4 separate regions of the Homo sapiens genome follow, and regions 1, 2 and 4 are each linked to region 3. A link is a loop called in an ENCODE intact Hi-C map of the cell type or tissue named here. Cell type or tissue: heart left ventricle. All regions are shown on one strand. Region 1 overlaps TMEM266 (transmembrane protein 266). Region 2 overlaps SCAPER (S-phase cyclin A associated protein in the ER). Region 3 overlaps SCAPER (S-phase cyclin A associated protein in the ER). Region 4 overlaps ETFA (electron transfer flavoprotein subunit alpha).

Region 1 (5,000 bases), 680 kb after region 3:
CACTGCCCTGCAGGGGACACGGCATGCCAAGGCAGAGTGGCTCCTGGATGAAGCTGGGGTTTTGGGTCCCACAGCCCGAGTTCCCAGCCCAGTACCACCATTTCCTGGCTTGGGTGGCCCCGTGCAATTCCCGAAACCTCTGAGCCTCGCAGCAGCCCTGTGAGGAAGCCTCAGTACTGCTCCTACTTGACAGCTGGCAAAACTAAGGCCCCAAGAGAGTCCCATCACATAACTGGCTGACAGAAGAGTTGGGATTTGAATCTCGAAATAACTCCCTTCCATACAGGACCCTACCCTGGGCTATCGCTCGTGTTCCCATCTCCACCAACATCACCGTCTCGTGAATTCTCACCGTCTGCAAGGCTCAAGCTCTGGGCTACTGTGGCCCCGGGCCTGGACTTGTTTGGGCCCCAGTAGGTGGTAGTCCAGTAGGAAGCCCCAGACCTCTGTCTGGAAGCCTGGCTCTGCCACTTATTAGCGATGCGCCTTTGGACGGCTTTCCTGGGTCTCGGTTTCTTCAGCCATACAACAGAAAAGTCACACCTCCTCCTCCGGCTACCGCGAGGACAGGGAAGACACCACACACAACGCACGCCAGTGGCCACAGGCATGAAATGGGGACGAGTCATTTCTAGTTTGGGTCGGTGGCTGGACTACATGCTCTCTCCTGGGCTCTGACAGGCAGTACCGAGGCTACTGATCTGAGCGTGTCCCCCAATCACGAGTGAAGGAGGGGCACACACCTGAAAGGAACCCCATCCACTCTGCGCACAGTCCCGGGGCGCGAGAGGGAGGCGAGGGGGATCCCCGGCCGTGACACTCTGGGGCCGGGTGGAGACCCGGGCTTACCTTGCGAGGGCTGCAGCTCCTCCACGACGCTCTCGGCCGCCGTCTCCTCGTCCCACGTGCCGGCCTCCAACACTTTGAAGCGGCTGCGCGGCTGGCTGAGCACGTGCGGGGCCTGGAGCGCCGCTTCGCGCTCGGCAGCCAGGTCCAGGTCCTGCTGCGCCAGGTGCGCGCGCAGCTGCCGGATCTCAAACTGCGGAGGGAGACGGGCAAGGCTGAATCAGCGGCGAGGGGCCGGCGGGGGCCTCCAGCCTGACCTCTGGGCGCTTTGCTCCTGCATGGGGGCGGGGTGGGGAGGACTGGGCTGAGCCTCCCGCAGCTGGATGATTCCTTAGGAATCTCCCAGCATCGCGGTTCGCAAGAGCTTCTTACGGTTGCGGAGCCTTTTCCAACCTGTGCGATCCTGCGTCTCAGGTGCCTTGCAGTCTGGCCCCCATCTCACGGATGCCCGGGAGAGGAAACACAACGTGTTTCCTTTGTGGAAAGGCCACTGGACGGGGAGTCAGGAGCCCTGGGTGCAAATTCAGTTCTAGCTCTTCGCCCAGATGTGTGACCCCAAGGGGTGCTCGACAACATGAAAGCCTCTTTCAGAACAGGAAACCTCAGGACACCCAGGGCCCCCGTCCCAGCCTGGGGGACCCCATCCTGGCGTCACTGCCCGCTGGTCTGAACACTGGCTCGTTTTCTCCACGAGGAGGCACCCAGGACCAGACCGATTCAGTCCAAGCCGTGTGGCTTCCTGGCCCTGTGGCCTTGAGCAAGTCCCGTCACCTCTCCAGCCTAAGTTTCCTTTTCTGTAAAATGGGGTTTTCACCTCTTTGAGGACTTGGGTTGCTTCCTCTTAAGGGCTTTCTCCCAGATGGCGTGGCAGCCTATTTGAATTTCCTGCATTGCACTTATCACCTTCTGATATTATTGTGTATTTAATGTTTTGTTGATTTTACTTTTACGAAGGTAAAGCACACTCACAGCTGAAAGCATTCATGAACAATAGGGTGGCCAGGCAGCAACCTGGCCTTGTAAAAGCTGCACACATTTTAATTTTGTTTTACTTTCTGTTGGGGAAAGCTTCTTGGAAAGGCTTCCAGATACCTCTTGGGTTTGTGGGTGAGATGGCTGTTCACGCGCCAAGGCCTTCATGGGACATCTGGGCCAACGAGGAGTTTAGGTCTGACACTGCAGGTCCCGGCCGCGGGCTCGCGGGAAGGAGAGCCTTCACCGCCACCTAGTGTTCCCCGCACGCCTCGCACCGCTTCTAAACGGAGCGAGTCGGGAGGGCGGACAGAGAAATACCACGCCCGGGCGCCCTGCCTAAGAGGTCACCTACTTACCAATGCCGCGCAAATGCACCTCGCCAGCCCTGACCCCTCAAACTGGGGTGTCAGACTCTCATCGCCAATGCCTCCACGACAGTATCACTTTCACAGGAGTTGCAAAATCAATCTGGTCAAAGCAGGACTCCTCACTGTCTCTCCAAACCTGTTCCTCAAGTGTTTTTATCTCATTTTAGCTGGAGCCAAAAATGCAATCACCTTCCTTGCTTCCTCCCTTTCCCCCACCCCAACATCCCATCCATCCCCCAAGTCCAGCAGCTGTCCCGCCTCCCTCCACCTCCACTGCCAGCTCTGGCCCCTACAGCCGTGGCTTCTGTGTCCCTCTGCCATCACTCCAACAGGACTCAGGGGGACTCTCCCACACCCAGGTCAGATCATGACACTCCTGTCCATAAACCTCGATGGTTCGCCACCCCACCTGGGAGACAGCCCGAGCTCCTTAGCTTTGGCTTACAAAGCACGTGCACCATCTGGCCCTGCCCACCTGACCAACTTGTCTCATCCTCTCTCCCGTGACCTGACCCCAAGACGCAATCCTTCTTCTGGTTCTGTAAAGATACCAAGCATGCGCTGGTCTCAGGGCCGCGTTCTCAGCTGCTTCCTCTGTCCCAGATCACACGGTGGCCCCCCTCAGAGGGGCCTTCCCTGACCCACCACCTAGGGCAGCCCCCCAGGCACTCAGTTGCATCAGCCTATCTGAATTCTCTGCATTGAACTTATCACCTTCTGATATTATTGTGTATTTATTTTAATATTTTGTTGATTTTACTTTTATGAACGTAAAACACATACAACTAAAAGCATTCACCAACAACAGGGTGGCCAGGCAGCAACCTGGCACTGGACAGCCTCCCAATGTCAGTGTCTATAGGTTCGGTCTCTGGGACTGCAGGTTTTCAGCTTCCTGCCTGAGGCTATAATTTTGGTTGCCTCTGTGCTGGGAGTAGGGCAGGGGAATAGGGCAGAGGGTCCCACTTTTAGGGGGAAAGATTTTCATTTAATCCTCATTTTCAGCCCTCCACCTTTCCCCAGGTCCCTGCCTAACCCAGTGCCCACATGCAGAGCCCCCTGGTTCATTTTCTCCCAAGGACAAACCCCTTGACTCTTGCAGGGTGGGGGAGCTCAGTCTCCTGGCCATGCAGGATTTGGGAGGGTGTCTTGGGATCTCAAATATTATGCATGCAGACCTTTAGCCACCCCCACCCAGTGTCAGCTTCACACTACACCCCCTTCCTCCCAGACTCTCAGGGGTTCCGAGGGGAAAAGTACCCCATTTCCCTCACTGTCCTCCTCTGTGAGCACTTTAGTGACACATGCCCCACTCTGTTCAATCAGTTGCCACTTTCTTGTCTAGTCTTCATTTCCCCGCAATTCACTAAAACCTCTTTCCTCTTTGTCCTGATGGACAAGACTTAAAGAGGCCTTCCTTCCTTCCCTCCTTCTTTCCTTCCTTCCTTCCTTCCTCCCTCCCTCCCCTCCTTCTTTCTCTGCTCCCTCTTTCTTTTTTTGAGACAAGATTGTCACGATGGACAGAGACCTACCCTTCCTTCCTCCCTTCCTCCCTTCCTTACTTCCCTCCTTCCCTTCCTCCCTCTCTCCTTTCTCTTTCTCTGTCTTTTTCTTTCTTTCTTTTCTGAGACAAGGTTTTACTCTGTCTGCCACACTAAAGTGCAGTGGCATGATCATAGCTCACTGCAGCCTTGTACTCATGGGTTCAAGTGATCCTCCCACCTCAGCCTCCTGAGTAACTGGGACGACAGGCACATGCCCGGCTAATTTTTTTATTCTTATATTTTGTAGGGACAAGATATATTTTGTAGGGTCTTGCCATGTTGCCCAGACTGGTCTCAAACTTCTGGACTCAAGCAATCCTCCACCTTCCTCAGCCTCCCAAAGTGCTAGGATTACAGGTGTGAGCCACTGTACTTGTCCAAGAGATAGTTTCTTAATTCTTATGCATTTATGATTTTGTTCTTTACTATCATTCCATTGGGGTTTGGGGAAGGAAATCAGATAAATATTTGTGATCATGCTTGATATGGTTTGGCTGTGTCCCCACCCAAATCTCATCTCGAATTGTAGTTCCCATAATCCCCATTTGTCGTGGGAGGGACCCAGTGGGAGGTGATTGAATCTTGGGGGTGGTTACTCCCATGCTTTCTCATGATAGTGAGTGAATTCTCACAAGATCTGATGGTTTAGTTTTTGTTTGTTCGTTTGTTTTTCAGACAGAGTCTTGCTCCGTCACCCGGGCTGGAGTAAATGGCATCATCTCGGCTCACTGAAACCTCTGTCTCGTGGGTTCAAGTGATTCTCCTGCCTCAGCCTCCCAAGTAGCTGGGACTACAGGCATGTGCCACCACGCCCAGCTAATTTTTGTATTTTTAGTAGAGACAGGGTTTCACCGTGTTGGCCAGGCTGGTCTCGAACTCCTGACCTCATGATCTGCCTGCCTCAATCTGATGGCTTTATAAGGGGCTTTTCCCCCTTTTGCTTGACACTTCTCCTTGCTGCTGCCATGTGAAGAAGGACGTGTTTGCTTCCCCTTCTGCCATGATTGTGAGTTTCCTGAGGCCTCCCCAGCTATGCAGAACTGTGACTCAATTAAACCTCTTTCCTTTATAAATTACCCAGTCTTGGGTATGTCTTTATTAGCAGCGTGAAAACAAACCACCATTTTTAAAGGATTATCAGTTACCTCTTGTTCAGCCCCTAGTGGTGTTCCAGTGGGGCGGGGTGGGGGGGGAAGGCATACTCCTAGCATGGCTGATTTCAAGCTACCAACAAGACGCCCTGGGGGAAATGTGCACAATGGGTTCT
Region 2 (5,000 bases), 200 kb after region 3:
CAACCTCTGCCTTCTGGGTTCAAGCAGTTCTTCTGCCTCAGCCTCCCAGGTAGCTGGGATTACAGGTATGTACAGGCATATACCACCATGCCCGGCTAATTTTTGTATTTTTAGTAGAGACGGGATTCTACCATGTTGGCCAGGCTGGTCTCGAACTCTTGCCCTCAAGTGATCCTCCCACCTTGGCTTCCCAAAGTTTTGGGATTACAGGTGTTGAGCTGCTGTTCTGGCTGAGGAGCGTTTTTTTTTTTTTTTTTTTTTTTTTTTTTTTTTTTTTGAGACTGAGTCTCGCTCTTGTTGCCCAGGCTGGAGTGCAATGGCACCATCTCGGCTCACTGCAACCTCCACCTCCTGGTTTCAGGCAATTCGAGGAGACATTTTTATGCAGGTGAATGGAGTTCAGGAGAGAGGTCAGAACTAGAGATAAAAATTTGAGAATTTTCTATGTATGAGTAATACTTCAAGTTACTGCATTAGGTGAGTGAGTTTGGATAGAGAAGAAGAAAGCTCTGAGTATAGCTCTGGGATGCTTCAACATTTAGAGGTCAAGAAGAGGAAAAGGACCTAGCAAAGAAGACTTAGAAGGAGCAGCCAATGAGTTAGAAGGACAATGTGATGTCAGGAAACCTAGTGAAGGAGTCTCAGGTAGGAGGAAATTATCTGTAGGACTAAGGTTGCAAGAAACAGATAAGAACTGAACATTGGCCACTGGCGTTACTGACCTTGACAAGGAAAATTTGTAGATTGGTAAGGGTGGTAAGGGCAAAAGCTGGACTAAAATGAGTTTGGGAGCGAATGAGAGCTAAGGAAGTAGAGGCAAAATACACTTGTTTCAACAAATTTTGGTACAAAAGGATAGTAGCTGATCAGAGACATACAAACAAGAATCCTTTTGAGATGATTTAAGTAGAAACGGGAAAACTGATGATGTAGATAAGAGGAGAAATAACCATAAAAATGCGAGACAAGGAATGGGATCCAGTTTATATTTGGAGGACTTGCTCTTAGATAGGAACAGGTGTTCATATATTATAACAGGAGGGAAGAGAGTGTACGGGCACATATGCACATTGTTTGATACATTTAGCTGTGGGAGTGTGTGGAAGCTCTCGTCTGAATAATGCTGTTTTCCTTAATCAAATAAACATAGTCATGAACTGAGAGATGGGGTTAGGAGATGACGGATATTGGAGATTTAAGGAGAGAGTCTAAAATAATTTTTAGCAAGGCAAGTGTGTAGATTAACTAATGTAAAGTTGCTTGACTGCCTGGGAATACTAGAGGCCACTTGAGGTGTAATTTCATAAATTTAAAGTTTGTAATTATAGCCACATTAATCTGCTTCAGACATAGGCTCAGAATAGGGAGAGAGTTGGATTTAGGATTGGGATTTTGCCATGCATGTATGAAAGAAGAAAGGGGGAAAAGAGTTGAGCACAGGCAACAGAATGATTATAGTGATAGGCCATAAAATCTAAGATGGATAAGGAGGGGAACTTGACCAAACACTATGTGCTCTTGCTGAACCAAAGTTTTGCTGTGGATACCCACATTCCACTTTCTCATCTCTAGGATGTGTTTTCTGAGATGACCTTCTTTTTCCTTCCTGCAGCCTCACCCTACTCACAGGCCAAATATACTTACCTAATATCCGTATGTTCACATTTTATCCTTTCTTCAAGGGATAGCAGATATGGTGCTTCCTTGCTGAAGTTTCCCCCTCTTCCGCCTAGTGAACAGTGATCTTGTTTCCCTCTTCGGGTTCTTAACGGCACTCTAAATCTCTGATTGGCTTGGTATTATAGATGATATTATAGTTTTGTGAATATATTTTACCTTTCCTACTCTACTTGTGTGATATCTTGGTAGGGTTTATGTCCATGTAGCCTTAGCATTGGCACAATTGATATGCAATGAAGTGAAGTCAGTGATGTAAAATCCTTAAGTAAAACAGTTTCTTCAACGTTTTCCATAACAATTGTAGAAACCAGTGTATTACGGAGATTACTTTTAGTTTCATCAAATGTCTTAAACTCACTGTAGTCTATAGCAATCCTATATTATATTTAAATGATCATCCTCATTATTATTATTTTATTTATTTATCTTGCAGGAGCATCTTTCCTTGAAGAAGTACATTATTGACATTGTGGTTGAAAGTACAGCTCCAGCAGAAGCTTTGAAAGATGGAGAAGAGCGGCAAAAAAATAAAAAAAAAGCCAAAAAGATAAAAGCCCGGATGAACTTCAGGTACCTTAAATACCCTTAAAAGCAAAAGAAAAACTTTTAGTGATGTATCTTTTAATGTAAATCCAAGGAAGACAAAAAAAGTTTAAAGTTGTTTGCTTCATGAAAGCCTTGGAAATAACACTGATGAGCCTAATTTATAGCCACTTTCCTTGATTGAGAAAGAAAACTGCATATCGATCTAAAGCCCTTGCTTTCACCTGTTAAGAGCTCTTCTTATAATTGGATGCCAAAGCTCTGCCAAACTTGTGCCTCCTCCAGCATACAATAGTATGTTTAAGTATGTGTAAACCAAGCCTATTTTTCTTTCCAACTATTGATTTTTAAATGAAGTATCAAAGAAAATCAATAGCAATCAACAAATAGAAGTCTACTGGCTGTAGTGTCAAATCCCATGACTAGGCTTAATCAATTTGGTTGCCTGTCACAACAAGAAAAAGTTCAAGAAATATCTTAAAATGGAAAGTGAGTTGTCAGACCTGTAGTTTATCATCAGCCTCCAAAGTGTCATCTGAAGATCAGACAGCTGTGTAGTACATCATTACCTCACAAGCTTTGAGTGTCATCTGATGACGGATGAGTCCGGTTCGAGGACACAGAGATAGCTCTGCTTTAGCAGATAATCCTTTGCTATTCAAGGGCAACTATTCTGAATATGTCCGTATACTTTTACTACTAAGTGTCTCAAAGATGGAGAAGCTTGACCCATGGGATTATAGGAATATAGAACGTACAATAATAGTGAACAGTGCAGTTATCTCTCTGTAGTTTCAGTGTTTAGATAATGATCAATCTAGGTGTCTATTTCAATTTACATAATCAATGATAACTTCAGAGTGCTCATTTAATCAAAGAATAGAAAAGGCTTTTTTGATTTTAGTTTTTGAAGTTAGTCCAGATTTCTCAGAATAGTTTTACGGTGTATTTTAGAGCATTACTGACCTTCATTTCTAGTTTATCCTGAGAACTTGCAGACCTCTTGATACTTTTGAATGTTTTAAGGGCCTGTTTTTTGAACCTGTCTATTTTTAATGTTCACATTCTCTTGGTGAGCTCCCTGGTTCTGCGGCTATAAATACCTCTACTTGCCAATGACTACCAATTTTATATCTTCAGCTTTACTCAAACTTAGTATGTCCAAAACAAACCTGCTCTTTCTTCTTGCCACAAAAACCTACCTCATTTCATAGTCTTCTCTATATCAGCAAATGAATACTTTATTCTAGTTGCTTAGGCCAAAACCATTAAAGTCATCCTTGATCTGTCTTTCTCCTACACCTCACATCCAATCTAACTGCAAATGTTAGCTTTGCTTTAAAAATATATTCAGAATTTGACAACGTCTCTCTAACTTCACTGCTTTCCCCTGATCCAAAGCTTCAGTCAGCTCTTACCTGGATTGTTATAGTAGCCTTCTGACTAGTCTTGTTTCTGCCCTTGTATATTCTAAACACTGCAGCCACAACAGACCTGCTAAAATGTAAGTCACAGCCTGTCGCTGCTCTTGTCAAAACCTCAAGGATTTTATAGTTCAGGTTTCCTCTTCCTAGAAGGTTCTTCTCACATACATCCATACAGCTGGCTTCCTTGCTTCCTTCAGGTCTTTGATCAAATGTCACCTTATCAATGAAACTGCTTTTGAGGGCCTTTTTTTTTAAATGTAACTAATGCTTTGTTTAAGGAAAATCTTAAAAATGTAAATAACCATAGGAAAAATAGTTTTATCTTCTAATATTTTGCCATCTGTGTCCATTCTATGCATACTAACTGTATCTATTGACTTTTTTCATTGATGTATGATTTATTTAAGTGCAATGTGGCGATGTCAAAAATACACCATTTGAGTTTTGAAAAATCTAGACAGTCATACAATCCATACCCCTATCAAGATATAGAACATTTTCATTTCCCCATAAAGTTCTTTGTTCCTCTTTGCAGTCAGTCTCCCACCACTCCTGGCCTGAGGCAACCGCTGGTATGCTTTCTATAACTGGAGATTACTTTTTCCAGTTCTAGAAATTTATACAAATGACATCCACTCTTTTGCAGCTGGCTTTTTTTTTTTAACTGATTATACTGTTTTTGAGGTTTATCTGTGTTGATGTGTATATGTAATTTCTTCCCTTTTTATTGCTGACTATATCCATTGTATGGATATACCACATTCTACTGATAGACATTTAGGTTTCCAATCTGGGACATTTATAAATAAAGCTCCTTTAAAGTCTTTGGGTGAACAAATATTTTTATTTCTCTTCGGTAAATACCTACAAGTAGAATTGTCAAACTGTTTTCCATAGTAGTTGTGCCATTTTATACTCCCATTAGCAATCCGTGAGAATTCCAGGTCCTTCACATTCTTGCCAATATTTGGTATTACTAGTTTTTAAAATTTTAGTTTAGTTCTAGTGGGAATGTAGTGGTATCTCGTTGTTCTAATTTGCATTTCCCCAGTGACTAACACATATATTGATCATCTTTTCATATCCTCTAAAACTGTTCAGTATTTTCCTTTATGAAGTGTCCCAATTTAAAAAAATGGGCTGTCATTTTATTAGTCATTTATATATTCTGACTGCAAGTTATCAGACAGATGTATGTATTGAGATGTCTTTTCTCTCATTCTGGAGCTTACATATACATTTTCTTTATAATAGCTTTTGATAAGCAAATTTTTTTTATTTTAATGATATATGCTTTATCAGTATTTTTCTTTTATGTCTAGTGCTTTCTGGGTGTGTCTAAGAGATCTT
Region 3 (5,000 bases):
CAACTTTGTATATGTAATACTTTTTCTTTATTCATCTGTTGATGGCACTTAGGTTGATTCCATATATGTGAATAGTGATGTAATAAACATGGGAGTGCAGATAACTTTTTGATATATTAGTTTCCTTTATTTTGGATATATACGCAGTAGTGGAATTGCTGGATCATATGATGATTCTCTTTTTAGTTTTTTTGGGGAACTTTCATACTGTTCTCTATAATGGCATACTAATTTTCATTTCCACCAACAGTGTACTTAGGGTGCCTCTTTTTCCACATCCTTGGTAGCATGTTATTGCCTGTCTTTTTGATAAAAACCATTTTAACTGCGTGAGATGATATTTCACTGTAGTTTTGATTTGCATTTCTGTGGTGATTAGTGATGAGTCTTTTTTCATATATCTGTTGGCCATTTTGTATATCTTTTGAGAAATGTCTATTTAGATCTTTTGCCCATTTTTAATTTGGATTATTTGTGTTTTGCTAGTGAGTTGTTGGAGCTCCTCATATGTTCTGGTTATTAATCTCTTACTAGATGGGTAATTTCCAAATATTTTCTTCCACTCTGTGGATTGTCTCTTTGTTGATTATTTCCTTTGTTATGCAGAAGCCTTTTAGTTACTAATATAGTCTCATTTGTCTATTTTTGTTTTTGTTGCCTGTGCTTTTGAGATCTTACACAAAAATTCTTTACCCAGACAAATATCCTGGAGCATTTCTTTTAAGTTTTATTTTAGTAGTTTCATAGTTTCAGGTCTTACTTTGAAGTTTTTAATCCATTTTGATTTGATTTTTTGGTATGGTGAGAGATAGGAACCTAGTTTTATTCTTTTGCATAAAGTTATCCAGTTTTCCCAGCACCATTTATTGAATAGGGTGTTCTTTCCCTGGTGTATGTTCCTGTCAACTTTGTCAAAGATTAGTTGGCTGTAAATGCATGGGTTTATCTCTGGGTTCTCTATTCTGTTCCATTGGTCTGTGTGTTTGTTTTTATGCCAGTACCATGCTGATTTTGTTACTGTAGTCAGGTACTGTGATGTCTCCAGCTTTATTCTTTTTGCCCAGGTTTGTTTTGGCTGTTTGGGGTATTTTGTGTTCCATATAAGTTTTAGGATTTTTTTTTCTATTTCTGTAAAGAATGTCATTGGTATTTTGAAAAGGGATTGCATTGAATCTGTAAATTGCTTTGGGTAGTGTTGTTTTAATAGTATTCTTCCATTTCATAAGCATGAAATATCTTTCCATTTTTTATATCCTCCTCATTCTCATTCATCAGTGTATTACAATTTTCCTTGTCTGGATCTTTCCCTTTTTTGGTTAAATTGATTCCAAGATATTTTATATTCTTTGTAACTATCGTAAATGGGATTGCTTTCTTGATTTTCTTTTTTGGATTGTTCACTGTTGGTTTTTGTATGTTGATTTTGTATCCTGTAACTTTACTGAATTTGTTAATCAGTTCTAACAGATTTTGGTGTAGTCTTTAGGTTTTTTGGTTTTTTTTTTGAGACAAGGTCTCACTCTGTCACCCAGGCTGGAGTGCAATGATGCGATCATAGCTCACTGCAGCCTTGAGCTCCCAGGCTGAAGCAATTCTCCTGCCTCTGCCTCTCGAAGTGCTAGGATTGCAGGTGTAAGCCACCACACCTGGCTGTCTTTATCTTTTTCTAAGTAAAAGATGTCATCTGCAAACTAGGCTAATTAGACTTCTTCCTTTCCAATGTGGATGCCTTTTATGTTTTCATAACTGGAAGGGGAACCAACAGATTAGTAGTTTATTTCTTGTTCACTTAATAGTTCAGTGTAGGTATTCAGCATGTGACCTTTCACATTTTGATGGGACTAAATTTTTTTTTTTATCTTATGACTCTATCATTCTTTAGAGAGGTCTGCTAGATCCTATGCATCTGGCCAGTAAGTGGGGAATTGAGGGAGAGAACATAGCTGATGATGCAGGAGACTTAAAAAAAAGCAAACCCAGACCTGGACATAGCTTACCTCATTTTCCCCTATATTCTAGCATGCAGAACTTAGTCACATGGCCATCTGTCTGCAAGAAAGACTGGAAGGTGTTGTCTAGCTTTGTGACAGGAAAGAAAGCAAGTGGTTTTGATGCATATTGTAGTCTCTGTCATGGAGGCTGATACAGTATTAGTAATTTAGGTTTGAGATGATGATAGCTTGGACTAGGGTGATGGTAGTGGATTTACATTCTCCAGTTGTGTTTAGGAGATAGACTCGGTAAGACTTGATATATCATTTAGTGTATAGGCTAGTGAGCTATAACAGAGACTCCAGAACAGAGTAGCTCATACAAGAGAGAAGTTGTTTCCCCCTTATAATAGTTTAGCCATCCTTAGTTCATCTATGGTTTTACCTTTAGATGGTGTGAAATATTGGTAAAAACTGATAAAGTTATCGTAAATTACTGAACAGGATTCCAGCTTATCATTCTGTAATATTAGGAAAATTGTACTAGTTACATGGTTTCTCAGGTAAGCTGCATGACTAGTAATCTTGTCTTCATGCTACCCAAAGTATTAAGGGCGTTAGTAGTGGGAATTTAAGAGAAAGGTTCTTTTCTGAATTATTCAGAAAGCTGAAAAACATTGGAAAAAAGATACAAGAATTTCATTTTATGGGCAGATAGTGGTATGAATGGATTTTGAAGAACTTGTATAAAGTAGAAAGTTTTATGGAGACAGATACATAGACATTTAGTAAACAGTACTTGTAACCTTTTCAAGATTATGGGGAAAGTTGTTGAAATTATTTAGATATTTTAAACCTAAGAGAAAGAAGTTTCTTTGGGAGCAAGTCTCAGAAGTACCTAGCCTCTTTGGTAACTATTGTAAACACTTTCTTAGATTATGTACTGTAAGATTTGAACATAAAAACTTTCACTGAAGGCTGATCTTTATACTTTTAGTTGAAACATTAAGTATTTGAACAGGCCTCTGTAAAATCTCCATACAGCACTAGGTGGCACACTGTGACTTTGGATGAAAATACACATATTTTGTTGAAGACTCCTGTGAGAAAAGAACCTAGGTTAAAAAAAAATACTGTTTGAAATAGACATCTATTTTATGAAGTATCTCAGAACCATGTATTGCATTTCAAACCCTGATACTGATATTAAAATGCTTAAAACTATTTTATTTACATTACTACTGACATTTTTATAAGAACTGGACTACTAAAAATCATTAGAATTTATGGGTTTTTACTAAAAGGAATCCATTCAGCATGTATTACAAAAAGCATCTGTGCTTTAAAATGAAAAATGATTTTCAATCAGATCTTGTAGTAAGATGAGTAGTTATAATGTTTTTGCTTATCAAGTATTGGAATTAAGAATAAAATCAAAGTCTTGAGCTAGTGGTTTTTCTTTGAATGTGTGTCTGTGTATATGTACTAAATACAAAAGAGCTAACTTGGTAAAATTTATAGTGGAGCTGAAATGTTTATGGAAGTAAAGAATGTTAGATTTGAAGTTTTCTGGTCTAGTGTTACAACATTGCTATTTTGTGATTATCCATTTTAGTTCTTGGAAACTCATTATTTTGTGAAGACTCTTGACTTAGAATGTAATGTATGGCATAGTGAATTTTCTGACCTGATATACACACACACACGCACACACACACACACACTCAGTGTCTCTCTCTGTCTCACAGGATGTTCTGTGATTGTGTAAGGGAATTATCTGAAGTAGAGCTGAAAAGTAGGCCATCTATTTATACTTGTTCATTTGGCCTGGAAGCAATAGTGATACCCTTGGTTAGAACAATGCTAAATGATAGATGCCAGTGTAAGTTAGATAGAACTGACCAATACTTAATGGGAGATGTGCTTAAGCTAAAGGACGAAGTTTTCTGGTGTTACATTGATTGGAAAGTATGAGAATGAGTAGAGAAGTGACTTTTGCAAATCTACAGGACACTGAATGGGGTTTGGACAGTGATCATAGACAAATGAGTTTCAGTGAAAGACCTTAATGAGTCAGGTAAGTAGATGACACATGGATATTCAGGGTAAGGTCAGAGGAATGAAGGAATATGGGTACGGATGTTTACATTAAAGACGTAAAAAGTGACAAGTTCTGGAGAGGAAAATTTGGGTTAGACTCTCATCACAGAGAATTAGAGTAGAAGAATATAGTCTTTGTTTTTCTGGTAGTTGGATATTAGTTGGCGAGTTGATTCATTTTTGTACCGAAACCTGTTTCCTGTCACTCACAGATTTAGCACCTATTGTCATTCCCTCTTTCTTACCATAACACAATTTGTCTCTGTACTGGATCATCCCCATCAGTATGAAAGTATGATATACTATCACTCATCTTAAAAATCCATTCTGTTTATTTATTTCTTTGTTCTCCTTTATGACGAAACTCAAAGTATCTTAATACTCAGTATCCCCATTTTTCTCATCATTCTGTTTTGAACCGTTTTCAGTCAGGATTTTGACCCTACTATACCACTAAATAGGCAATAAGTTACCAATTTATTAGAGTTTATTATAAATTATTACTTTTATCACTTCCTGGACAATGCAAGGCTGTCAGTCTTATGGCTGTTGCTTTAAAGGTAATGAGTTGATTTTTCCCTCTCCTCTGTACTCAAGATTTTTCTCTTTGTTTCAGTTTATCATCAGTTTTTCTGTGATATGCTTAAGTGTGGTTTTCTTCGTATTTATCCTCTTTGGGGTTTGCAGAGCTTCTGGGAGAATTGGGCTTATATCTTTTTCTCAACTTTATTTTATACTGTCAAAGAGATTAATGGGATAGTTGGTGAAATGTAAATGCTGTAATTTAAATAATAATTCTGTATCAGTGATAATCTCCTGATTTTGTTAGTTATAGTATAGTGATATAGGATAGTATCCTTACATATATAAAATACATAGTGAAGTATTTACTGCCAAGGAGTATAACTGCAGATTGTTCTCAAATGCTTCAGGAAAAAAATGTGTGAGGGTATGTTTGATATTCTTTGT
Region 4 (5,000 bases), 630 kb after region 3:
AGGAAACAATATTGGCATGGTATTTCTGCTCTGAATGCTCCAGATTTAACCACCCTACTCATATTCGTATTTCATATAAACAAAAAGTAAACATTTAAATCTCTCCATTCTACTGTGTTTAAAGTAAAGCAGATCTGAAGTTGCTGCAGGCAGAATACTGTTCCAATTCCAGAAAAACATGAATTTATGATTTTATATCATAAACTCACATAATTTCAACTTCATATGTATTATATTTTTAATATGATCAACTTGATATGTCTTAGTACTTGCATCTGGGATATGTATCCTTGCACAAAGATTGTGTTAGAAATCTGTAAAGAAATCATCCCAACTTCCTAGGCAAGCACTGGCTAGGAAGCTGGGCAGAAATTCTAACTGTATGGTCAGTACTAAATGCAAAGAAGAAACTAACAGCTGTCAAAGAAAATTTTTCCCAGTACACTCCCCTGGAAGAATTGTATCAAGTTAGTAACAACTTTCTTGACTATAGATATATAGATAGTAATAGTTACCATTTTAAAGTGAAATTTTTGACAGTTGGCTGTCTCCTTTTCTGTTTAGAACTATAACATTAAAAATGCCTTCTAGTTTAGAGATTTGATGATCATTTTAGAAATAATAGCATTATAGAAATATTTTGAGTACTTTATGTGCATCTTATTTTCATCATCACAACAATCCTATTAGCTGCAGGTATTTGTCTCCATTTTACACATAACAGCAGTTGAGCCTTTGAGAGATTGAATAATTTGCTCAAGAATGCAGATTGGTAAGTGGGAGAGTCAGGATCTGAACCCAGCTCTTATTTATTTAACTGTAATGATTGAATAATGTAGTAGTTTCTTTTACCTCCTCATTTTCAACTTTCTTGAGTTGAGATCTGAGCTTACTAATTTTCCATCATCCTTGTTTTCTAATATGTGTTTGAGGTTATAAATCCTTCTAAGTATCGGCCAGGCATGGTGGCTCATGCCTGTAATCCCAGCACTTTGGGAGGCCGAGGTGGGTGGATCACCTGAGGTCAGGAATTCGAGACCAGCCTGGCCAACATGGCAAAACCCCATCTCTACTAAGAGTACAAAAATTAGCCGGGCGAGGTGGCACGTTCCTGTAATCCCAGCTACTCAGGAGGCTGAGGCACGAAAATCGCTTGAACCCAGGAGGCAGAGGTTGCAGCGAGCCAAGATCGTGCCACTGCACTCCAGCCTGGGCAGCAGAGTGAGACTCTGTCTCAAAATCAATCAGTCTTTCTAAATACCACTCTAGCTGCATCCCACATGTTCTGATATACCCTTCCTTTTTTGGTGTTTTGTTCCATGTATTTTTAAATTTCCATTTTAATTTTTTTGACTCACATATTTCAGATACTTTTAAAATCTTTTTTAGAACTGTGAGTTTTTGAGGAAATATTTTTCAGGTCCATCTAGAGTTTTAAGAACTAAATATAAGTTACTGGAGAACAAAATTTGATAGAGAGTTGCTTTTTCAGAGTATAAACTGATCATGTTAAACCAGTAGTTTTCATCTGCTTTTGGTTTTCCTATAATGGGCCACACCACCTGAAATTTGATAGATTTTTGTCATCTATTTGTGACTCTCTATATTGGCTACTCTTGTTTAATGTTGCTGCCTCTAATGCTAATCTTCAGCTCTGCCACACTGCTGACTTTCCTTTTTGGTTCACGTTCCCATTGAGCATAATAGAACCTGTAAATGGTCTTGTTCTGAGCCAACAGAAGCAACACAGACACATAAGACAATGCCATTCTGTCTTTAGATCTGTTGTCAGACCATAGTCCACGGTTCCCTAGTGGAGTTTACAAGAAGGCTCTTTAGTTTGTTCTATGATTATTTTGGATTTGTGCTGCCCAGTATGATAACCTCTAAGCCACATGTGATTATTGGGTACTTGAAATATAGTTAGTCTGACCTGAGATTACATTATTAAAAATTAATTTTACCTGTTTATTTTTACTTTAATGTGGCCACTAGAAAATTTAACATTAAATATGTGGCTTACAAGATATATAAGTATAGATGTATCGAATAACTCTGTTTGGGGCTTAACAGTGATGAGCGAAAATGCAATGTAGCAGAGGACAGTTTTCCCCTTAGCTTCTACATGAAATTCTGGAAAAGCAGAGCTCAGATAATACATCTTAGAATTCCAGGTTTGGGCACGTGTTTTGGGTAAAGCAGGAGTGATGTTAGTATATACTTACTTTCTGAAGAAAGCAGCCAAAAACCTAATCATCCACCAGAGAACACTAGCCATGTTGAATCCACAGGTTGGTTAGATTTCTGTAAAAGTCTGAAGATTTCATTCCAATCATCCCTCTAATTCTCAGACATGCAGTTTTATCATTAAGCCAGGACCATTAAAACCTGCTTTAAAAGCTTGTTTTGTCTAAAGGACTTAAGGGAGCAGGAACAGATGGGGATAGATGGCAAAAGTGGGCCCCTGTTTGTCAGAAGGTAAAGATATTGTCCCCTAATCTGTTTTCTGCTCCTAACGGCTTTTCCACTTCTCAGTGGCAGGTAGGAAAGTGAGGGGCTGATGAGAGACTGTAGCTCTATCACACCTCTTTTCCATTTTCCTTTATTGGATTACAGATTTTTGTGACCTTGCCGTAACCTGTAATTGTTAGACTGTGAGCTTCTTGAGGACAGGGCACAGAGAATTAGTCATCTTTATATTACCTGTAAGGTACAGTAAGAATATCAACAACAGTAAAATCAGTTACCCAGTGCTGCTCAACTCTTTCCTATTATGGTACACTTAGACAGTTAGAATATTTGTACCACAGGGGATTCTGGCCACCCAGTACTTCAAGTCCACACAACTCTTTTGTACAAATTATAAAGTACTGGTGTCTCAAGTTACTTTACTGCCATCTGTTGGAAAGTTATTGTAATAAAAATGCAGGGCTATAGTGACTGTTAAGAGTGGTGCCCTCCTTCAGAGTTATTCAGTGTGCAGCCTGCTCAGCTGTACATGGTAGTCCTGAGGCTACCTCAGGAGCCCACCTGGCCACCTAGTGGGCTGAGAAAATCAATATTTGAATAAACCTCAACCCGTGAGTGACACATCAATGTGTCTTGGGAAATCTGATACTATGCTAAGGACGAGCCTCAACAGTAACCCTATAAAGCAGGAGTTCTTATAATTCCAGTGTTTTGGATGAGCAGTCTGAGGCATAGAGAGGTTACATGAATGGCCCATGGTCATGCAGCTATCAGATGGCAGAGGTGGGATTTGAATGGAGGCAATGAGGCTACAGAGCCTAGGTTCTTAACCACAGTGATACGGTAAACCTGTTAAACCGCATCAGATGCAACAGTTTCTCAGTCCTGCTGCCCTTTCTATCTCAGCCCACTGTAACTAGTTTAGACCTCAGCCCCTGAGTTCTTTGAATGAGTCTATAGGTTTTGGCAAAGGAAGAGGTATTTGTGCTTTTTTCTGCCAGTACTTGTTTGTGTTAAGGTTAAGTGCTATCCCTTCTCTATATTTCAGAATAAGCTCTGGTCCTCTTCCCATCCTGTGGCTTTACTTCTCCGCACAGCCCCTATTCTTGGCATCACAGAGTGATCAACTCAGACTGCTATCAGCCACCTGGGGTTGATCCATTCTCTTCTAAATTCTCACTCTTCTAGATTCTAAAGCCACGAGGCCTATCTCTAGGACTCTCCCTCCTTCTTTCTGTTTCTGTTGGTTCCTTTAATCCCCACCGTCCCCCACCACGCCTTGTATAACCCTTAATTGCTGTACTCCCTGGCAACATCTCTCACTTTCTCTCCAAATGGTCTTACTATCTGATTTAGAAGGAAAGTGCCTCAGGGAAGGGATTGTCTTGTTATGTTGTGAAGCAGCATCTGAAGTGCCCCATAAATTAGCATCTGTAGAGAGTTTTGTGTATACTAATTATTATTATTATTGAAATACAAAAATGCTTTCTGAACCATGAGGAATTAGACTAAGATATTAGTCTAATTGCCTGTACATGTTTTTTAAAAAGGAGGGAAAAAGCCTCTCTTCCTGAGAGAGCTATCAGAGCCTCAGAGCAGCCGCCAAAATCCCTATACTTGTTCTGGGTTATTGTTTCAGTGCTTTTATGTTTATTCAGAGGACCATGTTTGCAAGACAGTAAAATAAAGTCCTGTTGGTCATGTGGATCCATTTGGACCATTTATTGTGATCAGAAAGGTAGAAATGGCCCTGGAGCAACTGCCTTCAGTTTGTTTTGGCCCAGAATCTCTTATTTCCTTAGTGACACTTATGGTTAAAGTCAATGGAATTCATTTTTGGGGACACAGGGGGTTTTAAGTAATTTCATTTATATTATGTTTATGTTTACTGCCAGAGTGAATCAACATTTTTATTAGCATTTTATAATGCACATGGAGCTTTTAAGACTTGAATTTGCTGTAGACATGTATGACAGAAAGACTCGTTTACAGGACTACTGGTCTTTTCCAATGCTTGCTTTGAGAATATACCTAAAAGAGTGGTGTCTAGCTAAATAGCTTGCTTTAAAAATCTTTATGTTAGAATTTGTTTGCCGGGTTTTTCTGAATATGAATGTTAGTATATTTTGATTAACAGTTTAACAAATGTCCCTTTATGAATGAAATGCTAGTCAGAATAAACTGAGGTGACCTTAAAATTACCTATTGAAGGCTGGGCGCCGTGGCTCATGCCAGTAATCCCAGCACTTTGGGAGGCCGAGGTGGGTGGATCACAAGGTCAGGAGTTCGAGACCAGCCTGGCCAACATAGTGAAACCCCATCTCTACTAAAAATACAAAAATTAGCTGGGTGGGGTGGCATACACCTGTAGTCCCAGCTGCTCGGGAGGCCGAGGCGGGAGAATCGCTTGAACCTGGGAGGTGGAGGTTGCAGTGAGCCAAGACTGTGCCATTGCACTCCAGCCTGGGTGACAGAGTGAGACTCCATCTCAAAAAAAAAAAAAAAAAAAAAAGCCTATTGAATTACTTCTA

Evidence for each region. Hi-C counts contacts between places; a loop is a spot of excess contacts. Peaks named below come from ENCODE experiments on the same cell type or tissue, not always from the same donor. Only the 100,000 strongest peaks of a DNase experiment are listed, where the experiment ranks them.
Region 1: a loop joins it to region 3, with 7 times the contacts of the local background. A loop is called at or near these places in 39 of 110 quality-filtered maps.
Region 2: it touches region 3 in a loop (2.4-fold over the local background); 2 of 110 quality-filtered maps call a loop at or near these places.
Region 4: it touches region 3 in a loop (6-fold over the local background); 26 of 110 quality-filtered maps call a loop at or near these places.

The regions. Positions count from the first base shown.
Region 1 is chr15:76,188,007-76,193,006 of GRCh38, reverse strand. TMEM266 (transmembrane protein 266) reads right to left here. Exons shown (of 11, transcript NM_152335.5): 9 at 850-1,039. Among named protein-coding and RNA genes, the nearest start is that of ETFA, 120 kb to the left of the region's middle. RefSeq lists an enhancer at 1,906-1,975 and a silencer at 2,757-2,910. In heart left ventricle, a CTCF peak has its summit at 2,071 (motif pointing left); a DNase peak (open chromatin) is centred at 2,076; H3K4me3 peaks cover 216 bases; H3K27me3 peaks cover 4,195 bases.
Region 2 is chr15:76,662,903-76,667,902 of GRCh38, reverse strand. It overlaps SCAPER (S-phase cyclin A associated protein in the ER), which reads left to right. Exons shown (of 32, transcript NM_020843.4): 21 at 2,114-2,250. Among named protein-coding and RNA genes, the nearest start is that of MIR3713, 79 kb to the right of the region's middle. In heart left ventricle, no CTCF peak of the experiment used is centred here; no DNase peak of the experiment used is centred here; H3K27ac peaks cover 210 bases.
Region 3 is chr15:76,864,898-76,869,897 of GRCh38, reverse strand. The region is part of intron 2 of SCAPER (S-phase cyclin A associated protein in the ER); the gene reads left to right. Among named protein-coding and RNA genes, the nearest start is that of SCAPER, 38 kb to the left of the region's middle. In heart left ventricle, CTCF peaks have their summits at 2,775 and 2,975 (motif pointing right); no DNase peak of the experiment used is centred here; H3K27ac peaks cover 1,053 bases.
Region 4 is chr15:76,233,307-76,238,306 of GRCh38, reverse strand. The region is part of intron 9 of ETFA (electron transfer flavoprotein subunit alpha); the gene reads left to right. Among named protein-coding and RNA genes, the nearest start is that of ETFA, 76 kb to the left of the region's middle. RefSeq lists an enhancer at 3,304-3,993. In heart left ventricle, a CTCF peak has its summit at 2,897 (motif pointing left); no DNase peak of the experiment used is centred here.